Regions from separate parts of the Homo sapiens genome. Here region 2 is linked to region 1. Evidence: chromatin loops called from intact Hi-C (ENCODE). Cell type or tissue: PC-3. All regions are shown on one strand. Links, peaks and the distances in the headings refer to the core of each region. The heading gives the core; the rest is flanking DNA.

Region 1 (6,222 bases), core at 705-4,704:
CATCTGCATTAAAAATCTGTTCAGGCAGATATCCTTTCTCCTCAATAATTTTCTTAATGGTATCTTGGAACTCATCTGCAGCCTCTTGGTCTTGCATCTCCTGTTATCTTGACATTTTTTCAAATTCATACAAATCACCAAAAAATTTTCCAATATATTATGTATTGAAAAAAATCCACATATAAACCTCTTTCTAAAATTATCCAACCATCTTTTGCTGGCATTAAATTCTCCAGCTTTAGATCCTTTTGCTTTAAGTTGCCATATGGACTTCATTTTTTCTCAAATCGTAGTAGAGTCTATAGGTATGTATTTCTTCTGTGTGTGTGCGTGTGTGTCTCTGTATGTGTGTGTGTGTGTGCGCGCGCGCACGCACGTGCATCTGTGGCGACAGGATCTCACTCTGCCACCCAGACTGAGCTGAGCACAGTGGCACGATCATGGCTGACTGCACCCTTTACCTCCCAGGCTCAAACGATCCTCCCACCTCAGCCTCCCAAGTAGCTGGAACTATAGGCACACATCACCACACCTGGATATTTTTTTTTGAGATGGAGTCTCGCTCCATCGCCCAGGGTGGAGTGCGGTGGCACGATCTCGGCTCACTGCAACCTCTGCCTCCCAGGTTCAAGCAATTCTCCTGCCTCAGCCTCCCAAGTGGCTGGGACTACAGGTATGCCCCACCACGCCTGGCTAATTTTTATATTTTTTAGTAGAGACAGGGTTTCACCATGTTGTCCAGGCTGGTCTCAAACTCCTGACCTCAGGTGATCCGCCCACCTCATCCTCCCAAAGTGCTGGGATTACAGGTGTGAACCACCATGCCCGGCCTAATTTTTTAACTTTTGTAGAGATAAGGTCTCACTATGTTGCCTATGCTGGTCTCGAACTCCTGGACACAAGTGATCCTCCTGCCTTGGCCTTCCAAAGTGCTGGAATTATTGACATAAGCCACCTCACCCAGCAGGTATGCCTTTCATATAGTGATCCTGCAGCCACATAAAACTGCATTTTCAAAATCAGATGAAGAAGTATTTCATAAAATGTGCAAAGCTGCAGCAATAGCTTCACAAATTTCCTTCTTTTTTTACAGTAGTACTTAAGCTCGATGCATTTATCTTAAAATAGTAAATGCAGCTGCAGACCTCAACTTATGGTACATAGCAAGCAATTCAATTTTTTCTTAGAATGCCACTACTTTTCTCTGCTTCTTCGGAACACTTCCAGCATCACTAGTGGCACCTCAAATTGGTCCCATGGTATTATTCAAGGTTTACAGTACTGCACTAAATATGATGAAAAGTACATAAGAAACATGATAAATTACTTTTTACTGCAATATGAAATTTATGAGACACAAACTGCTCATATGAAGGTGATAAGCGTCATATTTTAAGTGCATACTTACAACACGTGAGCTTACTGCAACAGCAGCAGGAGGTGGCTATAAAATTATTACAGTAGTAGTACAGTATATACCAGTTAATTTTATGCAGTTATGATTTAACACTGCCTCTTTACATTTGTTTACATTTTTCTTCTGTGAATGGGGCTATGTATGGTCTGTGTCTGTGTGCCTAAGTTTTGATAAATATTTATTTATTTATTCGAGAGAGGGTCTCACTCTGTCACCTAGGTTAGAGTAAAGTGGCGTGATCTCGGCTCACTGCAGCCTCCACCTCCCAGGTTCAAGTGATTCTCCTGCCTTATCCTCCCATGTAGGTAGGATTACAGGTACCCGACATCACATCCAGCTAATTTTTGTATTTAGGAGAGATGGGGTTTCACTATGTTGGCTGGGCTGGAAATTTTAATTTTTTTTTTTTTTTTGAGATGGAGTTTCGCTCTTGTTGCCCAAGCTGGAGTGCAATGGCATGATCTCAGCTCACTGCAACCTCTGCCTCCCGGGTTCAAGTGATTCTCCCACCTCAGCCTCCCGAGTAGCTGGGATTACAGGCGTGCACCACCACACCCAGCTAATTTTTTGTATTTAGTACAAACGGGGTTTCACTATGTTAGCCAGGCTGGTCTCGAACTCCTGACCTCAGGTGATCCACCCTCCTCAGCCTCCCAAAGTGCTGGGATTACAGGCATGAGCCACCACGCCTGGCAGAAATTTTAATTCTTAATAAAAGATTTGGGCCGGGCACAGTGGCTCATGCCTGTAATCCCAGCATTTTGGGAGGCCAAGGCAGGCGGATCACTTCAGATCAGGAGTTCAAGACCATCTTGGCTAACATGGTGAAACCTCATCTCTACACAAATACAAAAATTAGCCGGGCATGATGGCGGGTGCTTGTAATCCCAGCTACTGGGGAGGCTAAGATGGAAGAATCACTTGAACCCAGGAGGCAGAGGTTGCAGTGAGCCGAGATCATGCCATTGTATTCCAGCCTAAGCGACCGTGCGAGACTCTGTCTCAAAAAATAATAATAAATAAATAATAGATTTGTGTATATTTTAAGGTAGTATGTGATAAAATAGACTAGTATCTACATATGTTTTAGGCTACATGACATACCTTTTTCTTTTTGTTTTTTAATGTTTTCATGTTTCTAGGCTACATAGCTTGTCAGTTTTTTCAAATTAACACAAATCACCAAAACATTTTCTAATATATTATGTATTGAAAAAAAATCCACATATAAATGAACGCACGCAATTCAAACCCATGTCATTCAAGGGTCAACTTATACATATGTATGTATGTGTGTATGATTCTTTTCAGAGTTACACATTCCTTTGGAAATATAAAGAAAGATATGGTTACTTTCCCCAAAGAAATGTCTACATGTGAAGTTTTGCATCCAATTTAGGGGCTCCAAAGATCAAACTCTTAAAGCCCATGGATCCCTGATAAAGAACTATAGTATATACCCAGTATTCTAAAAATCTAAAGCTGATTAGTCTAAGCATGTGTGTGTATACATAGTCTATACTAGGGACGGAATATTATTAGAATCGCAAAAGCACAGTTTGGTAAAAAGGATACCACCTAGTGGGCAGGCAGTGACAATGATGAACAAAAGCCATGTTTTTGCTAATATAATCACTACCATTACTTTCAAGCAAATGTACTAAGCATGAAGGCTTTCCTTTCCATCCATAACTCACCCTCAGCTTGATGATGTAGATTATAAAACTCTCGAGCAATGATATCTGCCAGCTTCTCACACCATTTCTTTGATGGACAAAAAAGTAATACTGAATGGTTATCACAAATCGTCTCATAACATAAACTAACAACATGGTCCTCATCTCCCTAAAACAGAAAGATAAATAACCACTTTAGTGGTCCTTTCAAAAGATTCTCACATCAGTTTAAAAGCACTCATTTTCCTTTCTGGGGAAGCTTTTTCTTCTTTAAGGCATAATGAAAATCAGTTACAAAGTCAATAACAAAAGAAAGGAAAAAAAGAAGAAAAAATAAACTCCTAATGATGAAAGGTGAAAGAAATACTTACTATTCATTCAACTAATATTTACTGAGCTCCAACCCTCAGGCAATGGGAATACAATATTGAGTAAAAAGAAAGTCAAGATCCTAATAGTCAAGGGGTTTATAGTCTCACCAAGAGACACATTAAAATACAGATATCCTCAACTTAAAATGATTGGACTTTATGATTTTTTTTTATTTTACAGTGGTGCAAAAGCAGTATGCACTCAATAGAAACCATACTTTGGGTGCCCATACAACTCTTCTATTTTTCACTCTCAGCACAGTATTCGTTAAATTATAAGATATTAAACACTTTATTATAAAACAGGCTTTGTGCTAAATGATTTTGCCCAACTATAGGCTGATGTAAATGTTCTGAGAACATTTAAGGTAGGCTAGGCTAAGCTATGATATTCAGTAGGTTAAATGTATTAAAGGCATTTTCAACTTACAATGAGTTTATCAGGATATAACCCTATCATAAGTCGAAGAGCATGTGTACTAAATAAATAAATATAAAATACAACAATAATATATACCATTAAAAGAGAGTTTTACGGTGTTTTGAGGCCTCATATTTGACAGAAAGATCTGAAAGAAAAATTGTCCTGAGAAAACAATTTAGCTGAGATGTGAAGGTGGGGAAACATTATCTCAAAGAAAGGCAACACATTTCAAATGAACAAAAGGGCACATGTGAATCCACTGTGGTGGCCCTGCAAGTTCTCCATACTGGAAGTATGTCAATGTATGTATTAAAAACTGGATTAATGCATCCATCTATTCACTCATTAAACAAATATTTACTATTTGTCAAATATTGTTCTAGGTACTGGGGATGGAGCTGCGAACAAAGCAGAAAAAAAGCTCTACCCTCATAATGTTTCTACTCCAGTAGGAAGAGATAGATAATTACAAATATGAGGTAAGTAAAATACATAAGGGACAGGGCGCAGTGGCTCACTCCTGTAATCCCAGCACTTTGGGAGGCCGAGGCCTGAGGTCAGGAGCTCGAGACCAGCCTGACCAACATGGAGAAGCTCCGCCTCTAGTAAAAATACAAAATTAGTTGGGCATGGTGGCGCATGTCTGTAATCCCAGCTACTCGGGAGGCTGAGGCAAAAGAATCACTTGAACCCGGGAGGCGGAGGTTGCGGTGAGCTGAGATCGCGCCATTGCACTCCAGCCTGGGCAACAAGAGCAAAACTCCATCTCAAAAATAATAATAATAATAATATGTTTGGTTTTGAAAAGTGCTAAGGGAAAAGAAATAGAGACCATGTAAGGGAGAACACTATAATTTAGACAAGTTGGCCAGGGAAGGTCTAAGATGGTGACATTTGAGTAAAAAAGTCCAAAGGTGAAAGAGTAAACCACACTGATGGCCCTAAGGGGAAAGTATTCTAGAAAAAGAGAACCTGAGGCCAGAAACTCTTGTTGTATTAAAAAACAGCAGAGGCCAGTGTGAAGGAAGTGAGAGGGAACATAGTAGATAGAGTCAGAGCACTAAGAGGGGTGGGGGATGTAGATCATGTAGGACCTTATAGACTACTAAGAAGACACTGGCTTTTATTCTAAATGAAACAGAAAGCCACTGCAAGTTTCTGAGAAGAAGGGTAACATGATCTGATGTTCATTTTAAATAGATCACTAGCTCCTGTAAGCACAGACTGAAAGGGACAAGGTCAGAAGCAGAGAGAACAATTAGGAAATATTTCAATAATCCAGGTAAGAAATATAAGTGGTTCAAAAGGGTGGAGGCACAGACATGGTAAAAGAAGAAAAAAATTAACAGGAGAGCAAATGAATGTGTTCACACATAAATGTATTGAAGTAACCAAGGCATAGCCAGGCGAAATATGGGGCACAGAGCAAAGCAAGCAAGATTCCATACCAAGTATGCAGAAACTACAAATGCATACCTAGGTAGTTAGTGAAACACATGAATTTCCAATTCTATTTCCAATTCTAAAATGACCCTTAGCTGTTTTAGTACTCAGAGGCACAACTCTGCACAAAAACAGCAGATGCCTCACTCCACCAATGTACATGAGTCAGTTCTTTAACCTCAGGATTAAAGTGTATTTGGGAGTATGGGAGGGTACTTATTTATCAAGTAACTTTCTAGATGCCAGATAATTTTTAAAAATCATATTTAATTCTTACAATATTCAAGATAGGGATTATAATATCCTATTTAACAGGTGAAGATATGAGGTTCAGATAGGTTTTGTGATTCAACTACTATCTCAGCCATATCAAGTATCTCTATTAAGTATCAGAGGTAGATCTATCAGACTACAAAAATAATATTTTCACTCTACTATATATTATACCTACCATTTAACAAAAAAGTTAATCTTGCACACTAGCAGTTAGTGTAAACTAAACCATAAGAAAATCTTTTCCCAGTAAAAAGAAAACGCTACAAGATCAGTTATTTTTTTTAAATGTTTATATTATATATCAGGAAACAACTATTTATTTAAATTAAAGGTACAACTACATTTCCTCTCTCACCATCACCGCTAATATTTTTTTTGGTGGGGGATGGAGTCTTACTCTGTTGCCCAGGCTGGAGTGCAGTGGCATGATCTCGGCTCACTGCAGCCTCTGCCTCCCATGTTCAAGCAATTCTCCTGCCTCAGCCTCCCATGTTCAAGCAATTCTCCTGCCTCAGCCTCCCGAGTAGCTGGGATTACAGGCGCCCACCACCACACCCAGCTAATTTTTGTATTTTTAGTAGCGACAGGGTTTCACATGTTGGCCATGATGGTCTC
Region 2 (6,222 bases), core at 1,314-5,313, 92 kb before region 1:
CCTTTCTGTTGTCCAAATTCCCTACTTATCTTTCAGGTCCAGCATGAGTAACATCTCCCTCAGTATCTGGTGCTTCCCTCAGGGAGAGAGTTCTTCAACTGTCACTATCTGCAGTGCCAGTTTGCTCAGAGGTGGCTCTCACACAGTAAGCAAACAAAATCACCTGAGGCTGCAGCAAGCTGCTTCCACACTAGGACTGCAAAGGCTGTACCTCTGTTCACCTGTTCAGCTGAAATCGGATCTGCCCCATGAAGCCACACTTGGCTCACACCATTGACTGTCTGGATGCTCTAGCTTTTCTGCTTTCTGATGACCATGCCTTTGCCCTCTTGATTTCCCTTGGCTACCTGGCTTCTGACCTAGAATGCCATGATGCTCTTGTTCCCCATATGGTCTGCTTCCTCATGCTCACCTTCCTTTCATCCTACTGACCTAGTGCTACTTTAAGCTGGCATGACATCATGAAGCCATCCTCAGCGACAGAGCCATATCGCCTTCCACTGACTCTTAAAGTCATTACTGTCTGTATCCTCATTTTGACATTTATCACTCTGCTGTGTGGAATTAATACAAATACTTCAGTCAGGTATCATATCTTCCTCTCCTTTCTTAAATAGAACTTAAATTTAAAGATAGATTGATAACTTTTACTTCTAAATCCCCAAAGCACACAGCACAGTATTACTCCCCAAATGAGTTTAATTATATATTCTCTCTCAATTAAATATAAATGTGTATGTGTGTGTATATACACACATAGTCCCACACTGAAAATGAATGAGGGGCCTCAGGTATTTCAAGGGGGACTGATGACAATATTAATAATCCTCACTTAATGAGAAAATAAACTTTTGTTATCTACGTATTTTTGTACGTAAGTGAACACGTTATAACTGGCTGTATTATTCTCTATAACCTGTATGTATGTCTCTTCTAGAAATAGCAAATCTCATCCTCAATAACTAATCATGACCTTTCTGCCCCATCTCTAGCAGCTTTTTCTTCCTCTGTATGCACCAAACCTTAATTTCTTCCCAGGAAAATTTAAAACATGCCTCCTGGCTGGGTGTGATGGCTCACGCTGGTAATCCCAACACTTTGGGAAGCCAAGCTTGGCAGACAGATCACTTGAGGTCAGGAGTTCCAGAAGAGCCTGGACAACATGGTGAAACCCCCTCTCTACTAAAAAAAAAATTTTTTTAAATTAGCCAGGCATGGTGGCACACTCCTGTAATCCCAGCTACTCAGGAAGCTGAGGCAGGAAAATCCCTTGAACCCAGGAGGCAGAGGTTGCAGTGAGCTGAGATCGTGCCACTGCACTCCAGCCTGGGTGACAGAGTGAAACTCTGTCTCAAAAACAAAAAAAGTCTGCTGTCATGGTTTGACAATCTCAGTGACAGTGAAATGGTATTTAAAGCAGAAATATGGAATGTGACAGAAGAAAAAAAGAAAATTTCACTGTACTTGTTAGTACAAGAAATAATTTATCCAAGCAATAAAGGGAAAACTCAGGGAAAATATTCTGAAAGTAAGAACAAGAAAACAATATCAGCAAAGGAACATATGTGATAAAGAGATCAAGAGTATATTCTAAGATCAGAGAACACTGAAGGTCATAAATAGGAATATCAACATATCCTTAAAGTATGGTCTGAAGACCACAGAGGATCCCAAAATCTGCAGTCAAAATTACTTTCATAATAACACTATGAGGCTATTTGCCTTTTTCAGTTTTATTTTCTTGTAAGAGTGCAGCAAAGTGGCCAACTGTCCTGGTATAGAAGTGAAATTCCACATCCTGGGAAACTCATCCGTCTCCCACAAATTGAGACATGCATCATCCCAGACTGTACAGAGTTTCCCAAAGAGGGTTACAGGACATGTGATATTACAACAGATTGAATACAGAAGCAGATACAAACAGCCAGCTGTGTTCTCTTAAGCCAAACATTAAAGAGATTTACACATATGTAAAATAAAGCCACCTATCAAGAATTTTCTTTAGTTCTTAAGAGATGTAGTTATTTTCATAAAAATATGTGACATGTCAAAATATGGTGAGTTTGTAATTACTTTAAATGTTAATGTTTTAAAATTCCCTGTTTTAATTTATAATATGGTAAATATATAGACATAACCCACAAAAACAAGAGCTCTTTGAAATCCTTAATAATTTCTAATAGTATAAAGACATCATGAGACCAAAACATTTGAGAACTGTTGAGAAATAAAATAAAAAATACTTCCCATTTACATTTCTGATACAATTATTCTCATCATGTTACAGCACAGGCCTCATCTATGAACAAACCTGTTTGGTCACTTTGGAGCATACCCTCTCGATGACCATGGGATTTGAAGGTTGAGTGGAAGGTCTCTAATTGCTTCTGAATGTTAACTGTGGCTATTTTGACAATATCAGCTGCTGATCCTTGGACTATTGTGTTGATAGCTTGACGCTCAGCCTAGAAAAAACAATCAACAGGTGCTCCACCAGATATGCCAACATGGTTTCATACTTTCCTTTAGTGTCCACAGTTCAGTGCTCACATTTGCAGCCAGACTGGAAAGCTGGACTGAGATGCAACCCAGAACACCAACTATTAGGCTGCATCCTAAGAATAACACCTATCATGATCCAGGGCTCTAGATTCTGGGGTTTCCACATTAGGGCAGACAAAAATAAGGTCAGATTGCTTCAGCTTAGATATCTTGACTACTCAGTTAGCATCCAAAAACTACTTTGCACTTAGATGTATTTAGCTCATCAGTGTTATAGCTGTTCTAGACATCATTCTAAGAGATCTGCTCCTCAAAATAATCTTAATCCTAAATAAGTAGAATATCATTCTTTGGGAGGGGGGTTGGAATGTCCTAAGCACACCCTCTATACCAATGGCCTCTTGGTCTTTAATATAGAGTGTGAGCCCTGCAGGTATGGAGCCCTCTGATGTGAATCAGAGCTTTTCATGGGCTGCTGAGGCAAATCCTTAGCCGCTAGTGAAAACGCACATCCTAGATCCCTGGGTATTCAGTTACAACTTCCTTGAAATGACTGCTGCCAAGTGCTTCTTGGCAGGGAACCATGCCTACTAAAATTAATCATCTTGGAAGAGTAGAGAAGGGAGTCTGGGTTAATATCCAGGTGTAATCTATATATGAATATCATTCCCGGTGCCCCAAAATATCTAAGAAAATGAAAAAGGTCTACTCCAGGGAAGGGGGTCAATGTAACATGAGAGGTATTCTCTAGTCCTCTGTCATCTGAGCTATACCCAACTTCTAGTATATTAAATGCCTGTAATCTCAGCTACTCAGGAGGCTAAGGCAAGATGATCAGTTAAGACCAGGAGTTTGAAACCAGCCTGGGCAACATAGTGAGACCCTGTCTTTAAGAAAAACAAAATAAAACAAAAACCTCTCTCCACACCTAAAATTACTAATGAGTGGGAGAAAAGGCCAGACACAATGTAGGAGAGAATATTTTCTACACATGTAACCAGTAACAGGTTCCTACAAATTGATAAGAAAAAATGCAGAAAACTCAACAGAAAAATTAAAAAGAAAACCAGAATAGGTATTTACCCATGAAAAAATAACTAAATGGCTAATACACATTTGTAAGGTTGCTCATTTGTAAGATTACCTCACTAGTAGCCAAGGAAACACAAATTAAAATTACAGGATACTACTTTATACCCACCAGAATAGCTAAAATTATATTAGCTTAATAGCAAGTGTCGACAAGAATGCAGAGCAGTGAGGACTCACATACTCTTCTGAAGGGAGGACAAACTGCTATAATCTCCACAGAAAACAATTTGGCTTTATCTACTGAAGTTGAAAATATGCAGCAATCCCACCACTGTGTCTTTACCAAACATAAATGCATGTAAATGTGCACCAAGAACCTTGTACAAGCATGTTCAAAAACATAATAGCTTAGCTTCAAACTGAAAACCCAAGTTCTCATCAAGAGAAAAATAGATAAATTATGGTATATTTATATAAGAGTATACAGCTATTCCTACAAGAAACAAGAATGACTTACCCATGTAATTTTGATAGAAGCTAGATACAAAATATACATATATGATGTATATGGAGCTCAAAAAAATGCAAAACAAAACTATAGTGTTAGAAGTTATAACAGTGGCTATTTCTGGGAAGGCGATGGGTGGTGATTAGGAGGATGCATGAGGGGCGCTTCTGGGGCACTGACAGTATTCTATTTCTTGCCCTGAGTGGTAGTTACACAGGTGTAGCTCTGTGATAATTTAGTGAAATCTACATTCTTTATGTGTGAGAATGTATTTTTCAGTACAACAAAAGTTTGAACAAAAGCAAAAACCAAAACAAAAACCAAAAAACAACCTGGCTGTGTTTACTCTATTCCTAATTCAGAGGGCTGGAATATTTTTCCTCAGCAGCAACATAATGAATCAGAACTTTAACACTGAAGTATTTGGCATGAAAAAGTCTTATTACTCTCTTGCATCTTCAGGTACAATAATATTAATTTTCACAAACTTATATGATTCATTTATATTAATAACTACATATTCCATTTTTTATCATGTAAATTCCAGAAAACATAATCAATTCGTATTATTAGATCGAGTCCAAGTTTCTCAGCCTGCCACTAAAAGCCTTCTGTCATTTAGAAGAAGCCTTTTAGTCTCCTAGGTTCTAGCTGGCTCCATCTATCCAGGAGAAAATTATATACCCCTATGTGACAACTCAAACTCTCCATTCCTACCAGTTTGGCTTCTAGCCAGTCCTCACTCAGTTATCCTTTTGTGATTGTCTTTTTCTCATTCCCAACAGCCTAAACTTTAGCCTTCAAGAATCTGTTTAAGTCTTTCCTTCTCCCTGAAACCTAAATAATTAAGTATATCAATGATGTTTTCATATATATTTTTTTGTTTGCATTATTTCTTCCAAGACTTAAAACTTAAGTTTCCTAGTCCATCAACTAAAGTTACTAGTTCACTTAGAGATATGGTAAAAGCCTGATAAATATCTGATATTTGCATGTGGATATATGGGAGGCTAGAGAGTAAAGCAGTAACAAAAAGCCAACTATTCTTCCACAGTCCCTAAAAGCATTAATGCTCTGAAGGCTTTGAGCTCCAGACAGAAGTTTAGCGGGGTATTTTCATTATATACAATGTCTAATGAGCACTAAAACACAAAGTTATGGGTGAAGGGCAAAAAACATCTAGTTAAAATAGGAAGATATGAACTATACTAGAAGTTTAAATACTTAGGTACACAGAATACTTTCATGAATCCCAATGAATTCAGAAAGACACTTAAACATAATTTGAGCAAATATCAATAAATCTTTTAAGTGCCGTTAAAAATAGCCTTATTCACTATTTGGGATATCTTAATAATCTCTGATGAGATAGTGCCTTTTTTTTTTTTTTTAATTAAACATAGGGTCTCATTCTGCCACCTAGGCTGGAATACAGTGGTTCAATCATGGCTCACTGCAGCCTCCAATTCCTGGGCTCAAGCAGTCCTCCCACCTCAGCCTCCCAAGTAGCTAAGACTACAGGCATTGCACTACCTCACTCAGCTAATTTATTTATTTTTATAGATATAGGTGATCTCACTATGTTGCCCAAGCTGGTCTCAAACTCCTGGGCGCAAGCAATCCTCCTGCCTCAGCCTTCCAAAGTGCTGGGACTACAGGCATGAGCCACTGTGCCTGGCCAGATAGTGCTTTTAAAATAAGCAAACAAGTAGAATGAACCAAAAATTAATCAAAATTTAGTGACTGGCTAATCTCTGAGGAATGTTAGCAATTTGGTATGATATGATAAATTAGTATATGGTATAGGAAACAAAGAATAATTAGCAAATGTAAAAATTAAGTTTATTTACAACTTAGTACCTAAGCTAATAAATAATTGGTTTACTGCAACAGAACATGTTTAAAGTATTATTAAGTAAACACATGTTTACATTAATCCCCCAGACTCTGTTCAGCAAATACTGGCATGTGCCATCACTTCAGAAGTCCTTAATGAAACCAATGGTTGACGTTGTCTATACAGAAAATCCAATTAATATGCCAGTAATCCCTAAAACGGATATTTGTAGTATTTACTCTGCTGAAAAAGTACATGTCATTGAAATGTTAAGTTAAAATTCCTAAAAAATTTCAACATACGTGAGCTTTACGATAAGGGTTGTTGTCTTTGATTCCTGGCA

The links. Peaks named below come from ENCODE experiments on the same cell type or tissue, not always from the same donor. Only the 100,000 strongest peaks of a DNase experiment are listed, where the experiment ranks them.
Region 2: a loop joins it to region 1, with 2.1 times the contacts of the local background. A loop is called at or near these places in 1 of 110 quality-filtered maps.

What each region holds. Positions count from the first base shown.
Region 1 is chr3:121,526,531-121,532,752 of GRCh38, forward strand. POLQ (DNA polymerase theta) reads right to left here. Exons shown (of 30, transcript NM_199420.4): 7 at 3,115-3,262. Among named protein-coding and RNA genes, the nearest start is that of POLQ, 16 kb to the right of the region's middle. In PC-3, for the core only: a CTCF peak has its summit at 2,977 (motif pointing left); no DNase peak of the experiment used is centred there.
Region 2 is chr3:121,433,811-121,440,032 of GRCh38, forward strand. POLQ (DNA polymerase theta) reads right to left here. Exons shown (of 30, transcript NM_199420.4): 27 at 6,182-6,222; 28 at 2,312-2,465. Among named protein-coding and RNA genes, the nearest start is that of POLQ, 110 kb to the right of the region's middle. In PC-3, for the core only: no CTCF peak of the experiment used is centred there; a DNase peak (open chromatin) is centred at 3,041.